3 separate regions of the Homo sapiens genome follow, and regions 1 and 3 are each linked to region 2. A link is a contact called in ENCODE Hi-C or POLR2A ChIA-PET data. All regions are on one chromosome and are shown on one strand. Each heading gives the region's core, a stretch centred on a gene start or an enhancer-like site at or near the end of the contact. The rest is flanking DNA. Distances are from core to core; before and after follow the strand shown. Region 1 holds the start of OLIG3 (oligodendrocyte transcription factor 3). Region 2 holds the start of PERP (p53 apoptosis effector related to PMP22). Region 3 holds the start of ABRACL (ABRA C-terminal like).

Region 1 (3,588 bases), core at 1,069-3,568, 610 kb after region 2:
GCGTTTTCAGTCTGGGTGTGGGAAGGACAGACGCCGCCGACGACCTAGGGTCAGGGAGGTGGCTCAGGAGGACGGCGGGGGCCAGACCTGTGCACCGTCCGCAGGGCGGGGAAGCTGCTCTTCGTCCAGTCCAGTGCTCGCTCCCAATGCCCTCCCCCGTCCGCCTCTCTCTCCTCACCCCATTTGATCAGCAGGGGAGTCGCAGAGGGTTGTCGTTAGGACTAGCCACTAGCTTCCTCCCATCACCTGGGACTGCACAAGTTCTGGAGCACTTCCCCCCTCCCCTCCTTTTTTAAATAACCAGGAAGACTTAGTGTATGTCACTATCTTATTGGCGAGTCTGGTGAATTAAGAAACATTCTTTATGCTTGGTATTAGGAATGCTTTTGGACATTAGTCTTTCCACATCCAATCTAACCTCTTGAATTAAGAAACTTTCCTTCCACCGAGATGAAGGTGGTAGAAGAGGCTCCTGTCCAATCTGCAAGAGCACTAACTTCCTGGCCTTGACGAAGGGCTGTTGGCCATTTTTCCCCCATTACAGAAAAACAAAATTCGGTGTAGCAAAAGCATCCATGCCAATGTTGCGTTTGCCCATCCTTCTGGTATTGGCCAGAGCTGCCTTCGCAGCGTGACTGTCAGTGGGGCACAGCCTCAGAGCGTGCAAACTCCGGACCTGGGCGCGCATCCCTCTCCCACTGACCGCTCGGTTTGAGTCAAGGGAAAGGGGGGCATCCTGTTCTTCGAAGTGACTCAGCGGCGCAAGAGGCCCCAAGTGCCCGAGGTTCCGCGATTGATTCGATTTCACACTTCCACCGAGACTCTCAGTCACTAGCTAGCGTTTGTTTCCCGTTCCACCAAGCCGGGAGAGGGGCGGTGTCCGGGTTCTTCTAGAGACCACTCCTGGGGCTCTCTCCCTTCCCGGGATTTCTGCCTTCCCGCCCCTCGTGCTGCTGAGCTAAAGTCTTGATCACAAAAACACAGCAAGGGGGAAGAAAGATCTACGCCCACCTCCGCACTCGCACCGAAGGCTCCAAACTCCGACCTCCTCTTTATTCCCAGAAACGACTCTGCGCTGAACCGCAGTGCCCGGGCACGCACAAGGGGCTTTCTAGGTCCTTTCGTTGTTTCCCTTCCCCCGTGCTTCTTTGCCCACGCACCCCACCCCCCCGCCCCACCACCCCGACATCAGATAGTTTATTATGAGCTTCTGATTTCCCTGTCCGACGCCGTACGGCGGCCCCAGCCTGGTGGACCCACCCGCGCAGGCCGGGGTGCCGCTGAGTTCCCGGAGCTCGGGGCACGTCAGCACAGCGGCCAGAGGAGGCCCGGCGGAGCTTCGGGCGCGGACCGTCCCACCGTTTTGCGCCAGCGCCAAGGTCCAGGAAGCCTGGAGTGGGAACAATCTCTCTGGAGCTCTCAGGAACCTAACAATCTCTCTCTCTGCCTCCTTGGCTCCTTTTCCTTCCCATCCTCCCAAGTTGCTTTTCTTGTGACATTAACATTTTTTTTTCGCAGTTTTTGGTCTAGGAAGTTAAAGAATTGTGCAAAACTGAAATTCTTTTAGAAATCCATGTTTTAAAACGAAAGAGAGGACACAGAAAATAAGAGACCTCTCCGCCACAATACTGCCAGGAGCAAAGCCATCACCGAACATGGACATCCCGTTGAAACCACACCAGAAGGGCCCAATAAACAAAATTGACAGAATGGAAGTGTTTAGGAAAAGAGATCTAATGAAAAAAAAATATTGAGACAGAGAAAGTCGGCATGCAGTCTTCCCACCACCCCCAGCCCCCGCTGGCAGCACCTTCCCTCCGACCGCACCTCTGTCCCTCAAACCTTTCCACTGAGACCTATTTTTGCCCATATTTCTCTAAACTTGGGAGCAGCCAGGAAAGAAAGGAGAGCGAATGTTTCAATTCCTCTCTCCAAACTCAGAGGAACCTCCACCAACCGCCTGGCCACCTTCTCTTGCCTTCCTTCCGTTCCTGATGTGTGATTTGGTTAGAGAAATTGGGAAGGGGGGTGGGGTGGAAGAAAGTTAAAAAAAAAATCAGGAAGGCGTAAGCTGGAGCGGTGAGTGTGTCAATCAGAGGGTTTTGTGCCTGGGGGCTCCTAGCGGTTCGGAGCAGAGGTGTCCCAGGGCGGCCCCACAATGAATATGAATAGGAATCCTTGCTAAATGGGACAGCAAAGCGCACCGCCCTGAATGATGGCACGTCATCCTAACCAGCCCAGGATAGATAGGAGGGCTCCTTTTGTCTCTTTTCTCCGCCGCAGCTCTATAAAAGCCCCTCTTTTTCAGCGTGAGGTTAGTTCAAGCACACACCAACTAGCTGTCCAGGAAGCAGCCTAACCAGAGAGAGGGGCGTGGGAGGGAGAGAGGCGGGGAAAAGCAGCGTCTCCGCTTTTCTTCTCACGTCTTGCCGCGGAGAAGTGGGTTCCTGGGCAGTGCAGATTTTTTTTTTTTAATTCAAGATTTTCTTTAATTTCCCGCCTAAAGCCTCCCCACGGTAGGGCCGCATCCCCTGTAATAAAATGAATTCTGATTCGAGCTCTGTCTCCAGCAGAGCTTCATCTCCGGACATGGATGAGATGTACCTGAGGGACCACCACCACCGCCACCACCACCACCAGGAGAGCCGTCTCAACTCGGTCTCGTCCACGCAGGGCGATATGATGCAGAAGATGCCCGGGGAAAGCCTCTCGCGGGCTGGCGCCAAGGCCGCGGGAGAGAGCAGCAAGTACAAAATCAAGAAGCAGCTGTCGGAGCAGGACCTACAGCAGTTGAGGCTGAAGATCAACGGACGCGAACGCAAGCGGATGCACGACCTGAACCTAGCCATGGACGGGCTGCGCGAAGTCATGCCCTACGCGCATGGGCCGTCGGTGCGCAAGCTCTCCAAGATCGCCACACTCCTGCTCGCCAGAAACTACATCCTCATGCTCACCAGCTCCCTGGAGGAGATGAAGAGGCTGGTTGGCGAGATCTATGGGGGCCACCACTCGGCCTTTCACTGCGGGACCGTGGGCCACTCGGCCGGCCACCCCGCGCACGCGGCCAACTCCGTGCACCCGGTGCACCCCATCTTGGGCGGCGCGCTCTCATCTGGCAACGCCTCGTCACCGCTGTCCGCCGCCTCACTTCCCGCCATCGGCACCATCCGGCCTCCCCACTCGCTACTCAAGGCGCCCTCCACGCCGCCCGCGCTGCAGCTGGGCAGCGGCTTCCAGCACTGGGCTGGTCTGCCCTGCCCCTGCACCATCTGCCAGATGCCGCCGCCGCCGCACCTGTCCGCTCTCTCCACAGCCAACATGGCCCGGCTGTCGGCCGAGTCCAAGGACTTGCTCAAGTGAGCAGCGGGCGGGCCCGGCTGCCAAGGAGGAGGGAGAGCGGCGGGAGGGGCCGCGGTGCCGGGCCGGGAGGGAAGAGGGAGGCTGCACGCTCGGCCCACGGGAGGGCAGGCTCCGGGGCCCGCAGCCTCCCACGCTGTCTGAGAGATCTCAGACTCCACTTGACCCCCGGAGGGAAAGGACCAAAATCAAACCGCAATTTCTAGGTGGTAGCAAAGGGGGACTCGAACC
Region 2 (3,473 bases), core at 499-2,998:
ATTATTGTTGGAAACCCACCAGGGTCAATGTGGTCTCTTCCAGAAATTGTGAAGAGCTAATCTCTTTGTGTTCACCTCGGCATTAATGAGCTCTTTTCCTCAAGCCCATCGGAAATGGTTTCATTGAATAACGAAAATAAATTATATATATCAAGTCCAAAATTATCCAGAGATATTAAGATGCCTGCAAAACTCTCATTTTGTCTGAAGCCACTTTGCTTCTGGTCAGTATTTGACTTATAAGAATTTTTTTTTCTCACAAATATATTATACATAGCTAATTAAACAAATATCTTCATTACTTTTGAAAACCCTGAGAACATAAATATCACCATTTTCTTCACACAGCTTCCACGATACAAAATTAACTTTTGGCAGAACACCCTCTTGTGTTCTTTGAAAGTGAAAATATTTTCCTGTAATAAAAATATATGACGTGGTTTATGTAAAACTTGAATTATGTAAAATGAAGGCTAGGGAAATTATTTCATGTATTTTCAGATACTTTCTCCATGCTTTTATTCGTCCTCAAGAATTGCCAGAAAATGGCATAAGTCAAAAGAGTATTCTGTTTCTATTGAGAATATCAAATTGGAATACAATTTAAAATATTTTTAAGTAGTTCCCACTTTTATATTAAATTAACAGAAAAAATAGGGGATTCAGAAGAAATCTTTGGAGGTACAGGGTTAAGACATGACCCCCATACGATGTTTCAGTGATTTTCCCAAGGCCACCGAGGTGCCTGACACTGAGAACTCCTTTGTCCTCAGCGGCACACCTGGCTGCCACCCCACCCTTCCTGTCACATCTTAGGAGTCAGAACTGCGACGGGAGCTAGCCCAGGACACCGAAGGGGGGATCCTAAATGCAGGTTGCATGCTGACGTATGATTTTTATTTGGAAAAACCTCAAAATAGTAAATGAAGAGTAGAGAGAGTGCAGTTTAAATAGGTAGAGATTCGTGATAGGAAGTGGACTGCAGCAGAGGCGACATGAAATTATCTGGGGAAGCCAGATGAAGCCTTTCCGAAAGGAAGCGAGCATTTGTTAAATTACATGTTCATTCATCAAATTCACTGAGCTCCCCTTGAGATCCAAACACGGTGCCGGACACTAAGGATACACAGATAAATTCAGCATCGCCTCCGCTTTCCAAAATCTGGCAACCCAGCAGGAAAGAACAGCATGCAAAGAGATAAGAGTACCCGGGGAGCCACGGTCCAAGGTGCAAAGGCGGAGCCTAGGAGGAAGGGATCACCTGTGTCAGCAGGGGTCAGGGACGGGCTTCTGGGTTTGGGTGCACGCGTCCAAAGGAGTGCAGCCTTTATCCACAGGTGCAATTAGAACACCCATCTCACACTGCTGAAAACTCAGATATGGCACTGCTGACCACCGCCCCACGATGCGACATCAGGGGTCAGATATTAGGCTGGCGCTGTGCAGATAAACAAGTGTATATGTTGGTGCGCCAGGAAGACAAAACACGCGCCTGGAGAGGCCAGGAGAGCGGGACTGGAGGGTTGTGGGACGCGCGGGACCCTCGGGCCGCCTTCCGCCGCCGCCCGGTGTCACCAGAACCCAGCCTGTTTACCAGCGGCCCCGCCCGCCCCGGCCCGGCAGGGCAGGTCGGGGCGGGCGCGCTCTGAGTCACCGGAATCTAGGTGGGGCCGCCCGGAGCGGCGTCCTCGGGAGCCGCCTCCCCGCGGCCTCTTCGCTTTTGTGGCGGCGCCCGCGCTCGCAGGCCACTCTCTGCTGTCGCCCGTCCCGCGCGCTCCTCCGACCCGCTCCGCTCCGCTCCGCTCGGCCCCGCGCCGCCCGTCAACATGATCCGCTGCGGCCTGGCCTGCGAGCGCTGCCGCTGGATCCTGCCCCTGCTCCTACTCAGCGCCATCGCCTTCGACATCATCGCGCTGGCCGGCCGCGGCTGGTTGCAGTCTAGCGACCACGGCCAGACGTCCTCGCTGTGGTGGAAATGCTCCCAAGAGGGCGGCGGCAGCGGGTCCTACGAGGAGGGCTGTCAGAGCCTCATGGAGTACGGTGAGTGCCCGCCGCCGCCGCCGTCGCCGCCTCCAGGAAGCCCTCGGGGCCGCGGCCTGCAAAAGCCGCCGCGCGTGATGGGCCCTCACAGGGTCGGGGGAGCCAGTGCTTTTCAGAATGCCTGTTTAGGACGAGCTCGGGCTCATGCATCCGACCTGAACCAAATGCAGCAGCAGTAGCTTTGGGTGGCCAACACCAAGCTCAGAAACAGAAAAAAAAAAAAGGCCGTAGTTCAAACTGTATAGTTTTTTTCCTGGGTTTTGTCGGTTACGTACGAAAGATTATTTCAAGCATTGCAAGTTTAGATGAGTAAATATAATGAACAAAGTTTCTTGGAGACCTGAAATTTCTTCCCATTTCTCTTCCTTCTCGTTTCTTCTTATGATTAAAATATAAATATTGAAATAACGTGCCTTCCCTAATATCAGTGGATTCGTTCAACTTGATATAGCTGAAAAAACTTTCTCATTTAAAAAAGCCCTTTCAGGCAGTTTTAGCAGTTAACGTTTTCAATAGATATTTCAGTCTACTTTACCGGTCAGGCTAGTTCTTGTTAGCTCTTGTTCTAGGGCGTGTCCTTTGGTTTAAGCATGGCATTGTTGTTTAGAAAACTTAATTATTTTAATCCGATTTGAAATCTAAAAAGCAAACACATTCCCTACACTCGCGACGTGAAGCAGAGTTGACAAATTTAATGTACCTAGCAGGTGAAGTACTGTATGCCATTTTCCCAGCATGGAGGAAGCTCCCTGCTTGCCTTGCTGAAAGTCAGGACTGGAGCATAGTTCTTGTCTGAGAAGGCATTTTCTTTCACAGTGGGAAGCCCCCTCTCCTTTCCTGGGGGTGGATGGGAATCACAGCTGGGGTCTACTGTGATTAGCAATGTGTGTGGGGGTGGAGATGGGGTCTGTGAGAGCCTAATAAAACCTTAAAGCCAAATGGGCTTTACCTACCGGGTTTAATAGTTTTAAACACAGACAGCAAGCTACCCTGCCTGTTTTCATTTCTTACTATTACCATTGACTTGATTTTTTTCTTTGAAGTGGCCCAGGGCTTCCAACCCAATCCTGTTTATTTGTGTTTCCGGGGGACTATATCAGCAACTTGGTGCCCTTTCTTTTGTGTAATCCTTTGGACGTCACTTCCCCACAAAAGGAAGCATGGTCCCCATTAGCCAGGTAATAAAATGTAAACACTGCAGAAAATTCCAGCTTTCTTTGCAGTTTGTGTGTTTTCTTCTCTGAAAACCCATACACTGTGCCAGCTCAGGTTTGTATCATCTCCAGTGTTTTAGGTTTTTAAAGCGAATTAATTGTTTTTTGAAATAATGTACCTCTATCTTCTAGTTAAAATGCATCTGAACTCAGTCTCTTCTAGGGGACCTAACAGATCTGCGTGTGTGTTTTTAAACATACTTTGATAATTATACCCTA
Region 3 (3,443 bases), core at 570-3,069, 920 kb before region 2:
TTATTTATTTATTATTTAGGAAGGAGAGGGACAAAGGGGGAAAAATACCTATTGTGACACAATCCTTTAAAGACCCATGGCCTTTTATAATAAGGACAGAATCCCAGGACTGCAGAGAGCAAGATGAAGAACAATGAAGGGGGCGGAGGGTGAAGAGAGGTTGATGGGTATAAACACAGAAGAAATAAGACCTGGTGTTGCATTGATCAGTGGGGTGACTATAGTTCACATTAATGGATTGTACACTTCCAAATGGCTAAAAGCAAGTTAAGTTGAATGTTCCTAGCATAAAGAAGAGATAAATATTTAGGGTGATGGATATACCAATTACCCTGATTTGGTTATACGAATGTAACACATTCTCACGAGTACCGTGAAACTATGTCTAAGAAAAAAAAAAAGAAAAGAACAATGAGGAGAGGTGAGAAGCAGAGCAAGTCTAAAGGGAAGAGCTTAATGGTGAGCGGCTGGACCAGAAGACAGGAAAAGGCTCCAGGGAAGGCGAGGTAGATGACGGCCAGGCACTCTAATTGTCGCAGAATCGATTTCGGCTTTGTGCGTGGGAAACACAAAGGAAGCGGAAAGTCGGAGGACTGGGCAGAACCCGAAACTCACCACCAATACACACTTTAGAATGTATTTAAGGACCCTCAGGGCATTGTTATTTTTCAAAAGTTTGGAGGCAATGCATGGAGATTTTCTAATATCCAAGGAAATAAAGCCTACTGGAATAGGTATGTCCGGAATCAGGAACCAACTTTACACACTCGGGCTGGGCACGTTTTCCCAGCCCTTCTTCGCAATCGCGGACAAGCAGCTGGTGCGGGTCAAAGGGTGACTGGGCTCCTTACTCCCTCCGGTCTGGGGCGCGCTCACTCCATATTTGGCCATTCTGCTACCAGCTTGGGGTTCTGCCTGGTAGAGGTCCCCTAACCCCGTGCCCTGCAGCCCATCATCACACGGTCACCGCCGGCACCAGTGCAGGGCTGGGGAGCGCGGGGCTGGGCCCCCCGTGGCGGGGCGGCACCGCTGGCGCCCGGGAAGGGCCGCGTCCCGGAAGTCTTTGTCTCCGCAGCTCCCGGCCCGGCGCCGCGGGTCTGCCTCCCCCGTGGCCCGGGCGCCCCGAAGCGCCGCGAGAGCGAGCACCCAACCCGGGCGACGAAAACGGACCCTGCCCCGGGCTCCACGAGCCCCTGGTGTCCCCTCACGACTCTGCACCCCCTGATCTGGAGCGCACAGAGCCGCACCCACCTCCGGCGCTGCAGAGTCCACTGCCCTGAGGCCACCACGTTCCTCGGGGCAGCCTCTCCTCTCGCCCCCAGCCCTTCCCCACCCAGCTCTGCAGAACTGGCTCCTGAACCACCGCCAAGTGCAAAGCCGACACGTCGCACCGCGGTAAAAATCGTTCCATTTCTGCCGGCTTCCCAGTCCGCCCCCGGCCGGCGAAACGTCACGTGAGCCGAGTGCGGAAGTCGACCCGAGAGGTGGGGGCGTGGGCGGCGCGCGCCCCACGGGACCCCAACCCGCGAGGTCTCGGCCCAGCCGGTCGCAGCTTCCGCGCGCCCTGAGCCCCCTCCCGGCCCCCTCCTGACCCGACTCTCACCGCAGCCCGCGGTGCCCGGCGGCGCACCACGGACACCCAGTCCATCCCTGCTACCTAAGCCACATCTGCCCGGGCGCTCACGCACCTCTCTGCGCGGTTTTCCTTCCCGCCGGAGAACTGGCGCCGCGTGGGTCTGGACCCGGTTACCTTCTTCAGTGCACTGGGGAGGGTGAGGCCAAGGAAGGAAGTGGCTGAGGCAAAGAGAAAGACGGCTGTGGAGGAGGAGGAGCAGGGTAGGGGGAAAAGTAAGTGTTTCTGCGCTCAAGAAAGGGGCCGCCCACACTCCCAGGGACAAGCCTATGAGGAGGAAACTCAGGGGAGGAGACGTCCAAGAAAGGGGCTGACTGCAGACAGGTGAAGCGCCCTGGGCTCCTAGGAAAACGGGCCCAGAGCCTGGATTACCTCACTTTTCCACCGTGCTACTCAGAGCCAAGGATCCCAGGATCTGCATCTGATCCTGGGCGTCGATTTCCTGATGGATTTCTCTCCCAACGTAAGAAACAAAGCGCCCTCAAATTGCTGAAGGCTGCTAGAAAGAACGTGGCATTCATGGGTTCCGGATGCCGGGGGCCTCCAGAAAACTACGACTCATGACTTAAAAATGGCTTAATTCGCAAAACAAAATGCAATCTTGAAAGCCAATTTGTCAGACTGCAAAGAAATTTTACTTGGACATAGATAGTTGTTGACCCTGGGTCAGTATCGGTTTCTTCCCTTGTTCATTCATTATTTCATACATTTAACTTCATAATTCAATTTATTCATGCTCCCTTTGTTTTAGTCACTGTTATTTTAATATATGCGTGTGTGAGAGAGAGATGCTTACCGTACCCAGAGAGTCCTTTTGGAAAGGAAACAGTTACCCAAACTATTTCTAGAGCAGGGGTTGCACAAATAACTACAAAAAACGTTCCTTACCCCCTCCCCACCCCCAGCCCAGCTAATTTAAATTAAGAGTGATCGCGTGACCCAAGAGCGCACAATCCGTGATGTAGTCATCATCCTGTGAGGTGACCTGGAGCAAACAGTTCTCATCAAACACGGACTCTGATAGTTAGTAAGCCAATCAGACACTCCCTTGGAAATGGAAAGTGGAGAATGCAGAGACGGAGCTGTCTGATGTAAGAGAAAGGTTGGAGCTAAGAGAGGGTAAGGCAGAAGGGGCCAAAATGGGCTTCGGATGCAAAACATTTGAGTAAGCAGAAACCAGGAGAATGTAGCAGCAGGTTGGGTGGAGGCACAAGTGGTAGAAGCCAGTCAAAGACAAGCTGAGACCAAGTGATGGAAGGAGAGCAACAAAGACCTGCTTCCCAGGGGCATGTGAGTGTTCAGTTCCCTGGGGCTGCACTGGATCCATCCACTTCCCACGCTTCATTCTAGTCTTTACGGTGAATACCTGTCTCCTGGGTGTGACTGAAGGAGTCTCTGTTCTGTAATCTTCAACAAAGGTCTGATTCTTCTAAGTGTCTCATGGCAGATAAAGTTTAAGGTGACTCCAAGATCTTTTCAGACCTATTTTTTTCTTTTACTTGTTTTATATTGTTACCAAAATGATTGAGGCCTATTTTTTTCTCACCAAAAGAAAGGTGAGAAGTTATAGTTTATATCTTTCACAGTCGACATAAGGCAAAAAATATATAATTCAAGAAAAATATATTTAGCAATTATCGAAGCAGGACCTCGCTATTTTGGCCTGTGACAGGGATCACAATTCATCAGTCAGATAATATCCAATGATAGGAATAATGAGTCTGGAGAGCACCGCTTCTGTTATGATTAGGTAATTAGTATTGCCCTAATTGCCAACCAAAGAAAAAGAAATAGGTTACTTTACCTAAAG

The links. Hi-C counts contacts between places; a loop is a spot of excess contacts on that map. ChIA-PET counts read pairs that join two places held with the same protein, here RNA polymerase II (POLR2A). Pooled maps may share reads with other maps.
Region 1: a loop to region 2 is called in a pooled map, with 8 times the contacts of the local background. The contact joins the promoter of OLIG3 here to the promoter of PERP in region 2. A Hi-C loop is called at or near these places in 1 of 168 maps with a recorded cell type or tissue (B cell), 8 of 37 single-sample maps with no recorded cell type and 10 of 50 pooled maps. POLR2A ChIA-PET finds 5 or more read pairs at or near these places in 1 of 52 experiments (activated T-cell).
Region 3: a map of Caco-2 shows a loop between it and region 2 (8-fold over the local background). The contact joins the promoter of ABRACL here to the promoter of PERP in region 2. A Hi-C loop is called at or near these places in 2 of 168 maps with a recorded cell type or tissue (Caco-2 and naive thymus-derived CD4-positive, alpha-beta T cell) and 5 of 50 pooled maps. POLR2A ChIA-PET finds 5 or more read pairs at or near these places in 2 of 52 experiments (activated naive CD8-positive, alpha-beta T cell and naive thymus-derived CD8-positive, alpha-beta T cell).

What each region holds. Positions count from the first base shown.
Region 1 is chr6:137,493,124-137,496,711 of GRCh38, reverse strand. It overlaps OLIG3 (oligodendrocyte transcription factor 3), which reads left to right and starts at 2,318. Exons shown (of 1, transcript NM_175747.2): 1 at 2,318-3,588. The coding sequence starts at 2,542. The coding sequence ends at 3,360. RefSeq lists enhancers at 161-693, 694-1,227, 2,909-3,408.
Region 2 is chr6:138,105,694-138,109,166 of GRCh38, reverse strand. PERP (p53 apoptosis effector related to PMP22) reads left to right here and starts at 1,748. Exons shown (of 3, transcript NM_022121.5): 1 at 1,748-2,040. The coding sequence starts at 1,827. RefSeq lists a silencer at 1,570-1,619.
Region 3 is chr6:139,027,121-139,030,563 of GRCh38, reverse strand. ABRACL (ABRA C-terminal like) reads right to left here and starts at 1,819. Exons shown (of 3, transcript NM_021243.3): 1 at 1,689-1,819. RefSeq lists silencers at 626-816, 866-1,235, 1,496-1,655 and enhancers at 36-855, 678-972.